3 separate regions of the Homo sapiens genome follow, and regions 1 and 2 are each linked to region 3. The links are chromatin contacts, found by Hi-C or POLR2A ChIA-PET in ENCODE. All regions are on one chromosome and are shown on one strand. Each heading gives the region's core, a stretch centred on a gene start or an enhancer-like site at or near the end of the contact. The rest is flanking DNA. Distances are from core to core; before and after follow the strand shown.

The links. A loop is a pair of places that touch in the nucleus more often than their neighbours do. ChIA-PET counts read pairs that join two places held with the same protein, here RNA polymerase II (POLR2A). Pooled maps may share reads with other maps.
Region 1: a pooled map shows a loop between it and region 3 (3-fold over the local background). The contact joins the enhancer-like site here to the promoter of PAWR in region 3. A Hi-C loop is called at or near these places in 2 of 50 pooled maps.
Region 2: a map with no recorded cell type shows a loop between it and region 3 (5-fold over the local background). The contact joins the promoter of LIN7A here to the promoter of PAWR in region 3. A Hi-C loop is called at or near these places in 4 of 37 single-sample maps with no recorded cell type and 3 of 50 pooled maps. POLR2A ChIA-PET finds 5 or more read pairs at or near these places in 1 of 52 experiments (IMR-90).

What each region holds. Positions count from the first base shown.
Region 1 is chr12:80,701,588-80,704,287 of GRCh38, forward strand. All of the region lies in intron 1 of LOC105369867 (a long non-coding RNA gene), which reads right to left. Among named protein-coding and RNA genes, the nearest start is that of MYF6, 4.7 kb to the right of the region's middle. RefSeq lists an enhancer at 1,525-1,584. Within about 2 kb of position 1,429, at least 3 of the 41 ENCODE cell types and tissues checked have a DNase peak (open chromatin) inside an H3K27ac peak, as active enhancers do.
Region 2 is chr12:80,936,620-80,939,319 of GRCh38, forward strand. It overlaps LIN7A (lin-7 cell polarity scaffold A), which reads right to left and starts at 1,315. Exons shown (of 6, transcript NM_004664.4): 1 at 1,022-1,315. The coding sequence starts at 1,103. RefSeq lists a silencer at 443-652.
Region 3 is chr12:79,689,544-79,692,243 of GRCh38, forward strand. PAWR (pro-apoptotic WT1 regulator) reads right to left here and starts at 1,421. Exons shown (of 7, transcript NM_002583.4): 1 at 1,329-1,421; 2 at 186-848. The coding sequence starts at 701. PPP1R12A-AS2 (PPP1R12A antisense RNA 2) reads left to right here and starts at 489. Exons shown (of 7, transcript NR_187531.1): 1 at 489-853. RefSeq lists silencers at 129-648, 1,419-1,718.

The DNA of each region.
Region 1 (2,700 bases), core at 179-2,678, 1.0 Mb after region 3:
GGGCAGTAACAAAATACTTGGCTAACCATACTATACTAGAGACATTTGTTTATCTTAGCAAGCTAGTAACACCAAGCACCACTATAATTGGGGTCATCTGAATATCATGATTCATTGCATTTTTAAAAGAATTAAACATCATAGGAAAATCATTCCATATATTTTGGATTTTGAACATTTAAAATATTAGTTGTTTTAGCATCATAAAATGTTTATATAATATTTTCTTTGAAAAAGGCAATATATACATAATATTATATTGTATTTATATTTAAATAAAAAGTAACAAAATTTGCATTCTATCATATGACATTATGTAAAATTTTGTTCATATAGAAAACAAAAAAGTAGGGTTTGATTTATTGAAGCAACAAGGAATGGATGATTTTTTTTCCTTCAATCATAGCTGAAATAATTTGTGTTGAATGTTGTTTATGTGCTAGATACTGTATATTGGATTTTATTGACATTATTTAACCTTTAAAACAATATTATAAAGTAATATTATTTCTATTTTATAGACTAGTTAATTAAAGCTTAGAAAAATTATAAAACATGTCCGATGTCAAATGATTAGCAAGTAGTAGAGCTGGGCCTAGAACTTTGTCTAATATCAAAACCCATATTTATAATCACAGTAATTTTTTAAATAAAAAATCTATACTTTATATATCCTGCACTCTGTACATTGTTCTTATTTATGAATAGATGTATGTCAGTTTCTATGGGCTTTTTCTGGGAAATAGAATGACAAACTCATTCTGACTTGACCAGGATTTCCCCAGTTTTAGCACTGAAAATCTGGCCTCCTGGGTACCTGCTCAGTCCTAAGCAAACCTATGCCAGTTGGCCCCTCACCAGGAAAGAATACTTAACCTGGAAAAAATTCTAATGGTTTCCAAATTTTAATCTTAAATTCAGAAATCTGAATAAAAGCGGGGGGACGGAGGTGCAGAATTATGAAGAAGGCTTCATGTTTTGCACTGAGGAATATGTGTTTCTCAGGGAGAAAAGCATTCATTGTCACCTTCCCTGGAAATTATGCCTGAGAATTAAGAAATGAATAGCAGCCTTCTTAAGTGTCGTTTTGCAGCTAGTACATAACTGAATACAGATTTTTGGAATCAGGAGTGAGAGCAAAGAGCAAAAATGTGTTTCTTGAATTATCTGAAGAGCAGCCTCGTTGGTTCCCCCTTCGCTTGTTCTAGACTCATTTCCTTGGTGCTGTTTTTAAAAGGGTGCTCCATGGTGGGCCTGGAAACCGAAGCCCTTCCTAATCTAGGTCCAGCCCCATTTCTACGCATAACTTCTCACTGCCACTTACTGGAGATTGCAGAAGATTCGCCTTTAATATCTTTCCTTTTCCTCTGCTTGGTTTATGCCCCTCCCCCAGGTTCTCTGAAGTGACTCAGATGTTCTGTAGGTCTAAGTGCAAAACTATTTTTACCACAGCGTTTGGGAATCTCTGGGCACAAACTGTCTGCCGATTAGGTAAATTACAGGTGCAGGAGCTCATGTTACTCATTTAGCTGCCACAAATTGAAAGCACTAATCTGCCTCTTCTGAGTTTTGCCTTTCAGTCAGCGGGCTCCTCCTTTACCTTCTATTCTTTATGGCTACTCTCCGCCCTTGCTGGGTGACCCTTCGTCCTGAGGGCTAGCCTGCGTTCTGTTCACTCTGTTTCTCTCCTCTCTCTCTTCTCTCCGTTCTTCTATACCCTTTTCTTTCTTCTATTTTTCATAGTTGAAAGAGTATAATCATCGTCTATCCGGCCCTCAGTTCTGCTTTATCAGCTGTGGCTGAAACTGCTTTCTTTGAATCTGACTATGTAACCAAATTCCCCAGCTATCACCCACACAAATCTCTTCCCTAGTCTCTGACAGTCATCTATGTCTGTTTCTTCCTTGAGCTTTTTCTGACTGTCACCATCATCCTGTTACTTTCCAAAGGCTTTTCAAAAAGCTTGAACTTTGTTCCCTAGAAATGCCACCACAATACCTCAGGAACTTCTGTTCCCAAACCATCCTTTTCTCAAGCTTCCTGTTCAGGAGTGACTTTACTGTTACACACTCTTAGAGAACTACATTCCTTTCTTTCAAAGTTCCTAATTCGGTTATTCATTTGTGTGACTTTTAATTAGTATCTTGTTCCCCAGTAAACTGGAAATTTAATGAGGGTATAAATACATTAAGCTCTGCTACTAGAGCGACTAGTTTCAATATTTTCACCTTGATTAACACAAATCCCCAAATTTTTCAGAAACATCTTTCTCACCAAATCTAGGTTTTTCAGTGAATTCACTATGATTCTTTCCATCAGAGGCCTTACAAATTGAGTAGGAGAATTAATATTTGCTGAGTGCATATTTCATACCATGGGCTCAAAATATATTATTTAATTTAGTGTGAAAAGAAAGCCTATGATATGTGTAATGTATATGCTTTTTGATCTCTAATAAAACTGTGGCTAGAAACACATACTTAAGAATGGCTAGAACACAGATTCTGTCTTTCCCCAAAGGTCTCTTCTCTTTCTACCATATATGCAACATTTCCAAAGGCTCATAGCTAAAATCCACTGATGTGAGCTAGCCATAATACTTTCCTTCCCACTTCTTCCCACAGAAAAGAATTGGGAGGCACTCAGGCTTTTTTGGGGGGAAAAAATCATTTGCAAATGAATAAGCATGAAGTAAGAACA
Region 2 (2,700 bases), core at 65-2,564, 1.2 Mb after region 3:
CTTCATCACTGGACGCTGGAGCCAGGAAGGAAACCCACACACTCAGGGACAGGTATAACCCCACAGGGGTGCACCAGTGAGGCCCCGATCGCAGCGGAGGACTCCATCCCTGAGCTTGTGAGGGCGTCCTGGGGAGGAAGCGAACACTTTCCCCGTTCAAGTCAGAGAGCAGGACTCACTGGGTGGCAGGTCAGAAGTTGAATTTTAACCCGACCTGCGCTTTGTCCCCGCGCCTTCCGCAGCCTGGGCGCCGCGGTGGCACCGAGCTGGGAGAGGACACGAGAGGCTGGCGCGGGAGAAGCCGAGAGTTGCTATCGACCGGGAGCTGCCGGCGGCGGGAGCAGACGCGACCCTCGCCGCTTTCGATCTCGAAGCCGCGGAGAGCCGATCTCGGCTGCTGGGGCTCGGCTCCCCGCGCTCTGCCTTGCCCTTTCGGCAGAGGGCAGCTCCCTGCCTGCTGCAGCCCCGCCACTGTGCGCCCGGCAGCCCAGGGGTGCGCCCAGCCCGCCCCCCGAGTGGCCGCCGGGACTCCAGCAGTTGGACCGACCCTCGCCCTCCGGCGCCTGGACAAACTTCCTTCCTCCCGGGCCCCTGCGCCAAGCAAGCTGACAGGCGGCTCCCTCGCCGGTCTCCTCTGGGCTCTGGCCGGGCGAGCTTGCTCTCTGCCCCTCTCCAACCCCGAGCCCCTGGCGCCTATAGCCGTCCCCGCGCAGCGGCTCCAACAAAGCCAGAGGACCGGAGACGACCCGGCGAGGGGCTGGGAGTGGCAGCGGGGACCCCAGAGCCAGAAGGAGGCGTCCCCTCGGCGGGGCGAGTACAGTGGGAAGGGGCAGCGGGAACGTAGCGGGGAGAGAAAGGGGAAGAAAGTGTTCTGTTCTCGGCGCGAACGCCTTCCTGGCTCGTCCTCGTTCCCCTTCTCCTCCTGCCTGAGCGCGTCCCATGTCCCGTTGGGAATTGGCAGGCGGGGAAGGGAGGAGGGGAGAGGGGACGCGGTGGCCTGGCGAGCGAGCCGCTCCCTTACCTCTGTCCAGGGTGAGCGGCTGGACCACTGTCAATGTCGCCATGTCTGCCGTGGGAGCCGAAGTGACGCTCGGCTTCAGCATCAGCAACCGCTCGTAGTGAGAAAAAAAGGAGGAGATTGGGGGCGGGGGTGGAGAGGGAAGACGGAAAGGAGGGGGAGGAGGGGGAAGGAAGGAAGGTGGTGGTGGTGGAGAAGAAAGCTTGGGTGGGTTGGTAGCCAGATGGAGACGCAACTGTTCCGCGGCGGCAGATCTTCAGTTGCGGTGCGGAGCTGAGCAGGTATCCGAGAGCGACTGCATCGCCGGGCTCTGGGAGGGAAGGCTCTGCCCTAGAACTTTGCTATTCCACCCCCAGGAGCGCTGGGTGGGTGTAGCTGGCGGGTTGCTTCCTTTCAACTTTCCACTCTAATAAAATGGTCAGAATATACGTGTGTGCATGCGGGTGCGTGTGTGTATAAGGGGAAGAGAGAGGATGGAAAGGGGATATGGGGAAGGGAGTGGGAGATGAGTTTTCTCAGATTAAGAGAAATTGCCAATCCAATAATCCCATCCCCTTTAGAGAGAAAATGCTTCCATTATCAGAAATGTTTGGGATGTAATTACATTTGCAGTTAATTTCTGTTGAAGTTTTTCGGAATGTTGACCTATAACGGCATATAAAGATAACTGACTAAAGGCCAGCGTTCCATCAGTAGATGTTCATTTAGGACCTGAGTATATTGCCTGGAGAAAAAAAAAAAAAAAGGCAAACCTCTTAAAAGTGCTTCAAAATAAAAAACGTGTAGGTAAGTTTCTATCGCTAAGTTTTTCTTTTTCAAGCCACTGTTAATACATTACCAATTCAGTAAATGTAGCTTAGAAACAAGTACAGTGTTCAGATTTTCTCCGAATTTTTTACATACCACATCCTGTAAACATGCCCCACTCCCCCTCACCCACCCAGCAACAAAAACTTTGCTCTTAATGTCCAAACTGATTTTGGTTGTCTATGACTACGTTTGAAAAATATGTACCTAGCACTTTTCATGTTGATTTCTAACCAGTGGTTCAGAGATGCCACTTATCGATTGATTAACATATATGCCAGGAATTGAGATAGAAGAGTTACATTGCCTTGTGCCACGCCTTGATTTAGGAGTTCAATTTAGTCTCCGACTTCCTGTAGCCTGTAATCTAGTGGGAGATGGTGTTATTAAAAACCTGACTTTAGAGTCAGTTGATCAGGATTAAATTACGAGAGCCTTCAAATACTGGCTGTGACCTCTTCGCCCCAATAAAAAGGCTACTTTCACTATCTTGTCATAGTAGGGATTCATTTCCTGACTACGAAATCAAGAAACATAAAGAAACCTTCTATAAGCTGAATAGGGGTGACTGTGGGTGCAGGATTGGAAATGACAAAGCTGCCTCCATCTTGTTTCCTGTGACAGAGCTGAATTGTTTGGGCTAACAATAAACTCTAAAAGGCAGATACTGTTTTATAGCAAAATATTTGCATATAATTGATGCCATTTTCTTCTGATTACAGATAGGATTTCTGAAGGTCTTTTTCATTTTATAGTCTACAATTGAATTTTAAAAAACAACATTTCACCAATGTGGGAAAGCCAAAGATGATTGGCCATATATAGACTTAACAGACCCTAAGAACAAACCTAAAATAGTAGTTCGATATGTTTAT
Region 3 (2,700 bases), core at 171-2,670:
GGAACTTCCCAGGAAGCATTTGTTCAGAGTAAAACTCCATCACCCCCTGCCTGCCTAACTCGGTGAAGGGACAAGTACGAGCCAGGGGAGGTAAACTCTGCGCCCCGGGTAGCTCCCAGGAGGAAGACACCGGGAGGCAGCTGCCCGCCCCGGCCCGGTCCGGCTGCGGCCCCCGCCCGGCTCACCTCTGCGGCAGGGATGTTGACCACGCCGGTGGAGCGCCGCTTCTCCCGCAGCTTCCTCTTCTCGATCTGCCCCTTGCCTTTCCTGGCACTGGGGCCCGAGCTCTTGCCCTTCTCTGGGACGCCGTCCGGCTCCTCCTCGTCACGCTGGGGCGGCGGTGCAGCCGAGGCAGAGGCGGCTGGGGGCTCGTCCTCCGACCGCCGCGGGCCGGGGGCCGCCCGCGTCAGCATGGCGGAGCCGACCGCGCAGTTCACGCCCCCGGGACCGGGGACGGCAGGTGCGGCCGGCGCGCCGCCCGGGAGGTTGTTGTTGAGCTCGTTGGCAGCGGCGGCCGCCGGGGTGCCCAGAGCCCCCGCGGGGGGCTTCCCAGCGGCGTCGCTGCTGCCCCCTCCCGGGGGGGCCGGGCCCGGGGGGTTCTGCTTGGCGCGCATCTTCTCGCGTTTCGCCTTCCACTCCTCCAGGAAGTCTGTGGTGCTGCCGCCGAGGCCGCTGCTGGTCCGGTAGCCACCGGTCGCCATATTCCCAAAGGGGCCGGTCGGGCTCTCACCTCAGGCCGCCCACCAGGGCTCCGGCCGCTGCCTCCTCTTCCTTCCTGCGGCCCCGAGGATGCCAGGAGACGACCTCCAGGAGAGGGACGGCCGCCGCTCCCACAGCAGCCGGCGGGGCTGAGGTGAAAGACAAAAGGGGGCGGGTAAGGGAAGCGTAAGATCCCCGCCCGACCCAAGGGTCTGCCCCCGGGCTGCGCCCCTTGGAGTCCTCGAGCGCGCCCACCAGTCACTACCGGCCAGCAGCCGCCGGGTCCCCACCCTGCAAAGTTTCTCCCACGCACCTACAGTACGGACCCCGACGATCGCCGCCCCTAGAAGGGAGGAGAGAGGACTGACCCCACCCCCAAGTCGGCCCGCCCGCCCCATCCCCACCAAGGTCCGCGCCGGCGGCGGTCGAGATACTAGGGCTAGACCCGCCACCTGTCGGCTCGTCGTATCGCCTGCTCCGCGCTCTAGCCACCGCCGGTCCGAGGTCCCCGTCAGCTACAACCCCACTCCCAAGGCGAGGCGCGGAGCTCCTAGCCGGTTCGCAGAGGAGGCGGGGACCCAGCTGTCCCGCCGAGCGTGGAAAGGACCGGGTGTGAGCGAGCGCCTTACCTTGGAGGAGCTTGTAGGGGACGAGGCGTAGGGCTGGGATCCGGCTCCCAGGTGTGCCGAAGCTGGCGCGCGCTCTTCCGCCGCGCGGAAAGTGCCGCGGCAAACTCGCGGTGCGGAGCTCCAGGCAATCCCAGGACAGGAGGGAGGGAGAAGAAGGAGGGAGGGAGGGAGGGAGGGAGCCAGGGGCGGGAAGGGAGCCGAGCGGCGCCGAAGCACGAGCGGAAAAGGCCGAGGCGGCGCGCGAGGGGCGCGGCGCGCGGTGGGAAGGGTCGTGGCCGCTGACGCCCCGCCCCCGGCGCTCAGGTGCGCGGCGTCGCGTCCGGCCCGCCGCTGCAGCCTGCCCTGCGCCAGCCGTCCTCTGCCCCGCTCCCGCCGCAGACCACAGCGCGCCCGCCGCGCTCCGCCCGCGGCCTGCGAGTTAGACGGCACATTCCTGGGCTAGCAGCTTCGCGGCGTCCGGCCTCCCGGCGCCTCCGACTCCGGGGCGGGAACGGCACTCCACGCCCTTCTTGCTTGTCTTCTCCGCCTCTCTCTTCTCCCACCACTCTTCCTTTTAAGTACAAGACCGTATTATTTGAGAGAAAGTCTCGAACGCTGCTGGCTAAGGGGAAAAGTGCGATAACTTGTGATGATTCAGGGAATGACTAGACAGGATGGGAAAATACCCACGTGTCTCTTTTCCTAGTCGCTGCTCCCTTTTCAGATGTACTAGGGCAGCGGGCAGGAGAATAGAAAGACCTGAGACAAACCCAGCACCCTCCTTCTAAGAAAACTGCGGTGCCCTGGTGAAAAGGGTTGGCTAAGAGGAAGGACTTACTAGTATCTTAGGGTTGCGGGAGAAAAAACTCAGTTCGACAGTTTATTGTATTGGCGATTCCAGTCTTGGAGTTTTCCCCTTAACCCTGTCTCTGCCTCTCCTCTTTACAGAGAATGAATTTAGCAGCAAAGCTCCCTACCAAAGTACTAACGCTGCACTGATGCTAATTTGAGATGAGCTGGGGCAGTGATTGTCTCTATTTTTTCATTATTAACATGCCAGAGGCTTATCCTCTGATGCAAGTCATCTGAAATTTCTGGATCAGAGCGGGGTGGGCTGTCACTGACGCACCTAAGACTGACCTTTCTATATCCAAGTAATGTCAGGGCACATCATTGTGGGAGGCTACAAATGCCAGGTCTCCATTTTGTAAAAAAGTAGGAGAGCCCTAAGTCACGCTCTTACCTAACATAAACCTTTCTTCCTACTTAATATTCCTGTTTTGCCCAGGTAGCACATGATGAGTGAGCAATCAGTGTTTGCCTGCCACAGAACTGGGAACAGAAGAAAGTGATTCACATGCTCTATATTTCTCAGGGAAAGACAGTTTTGGTC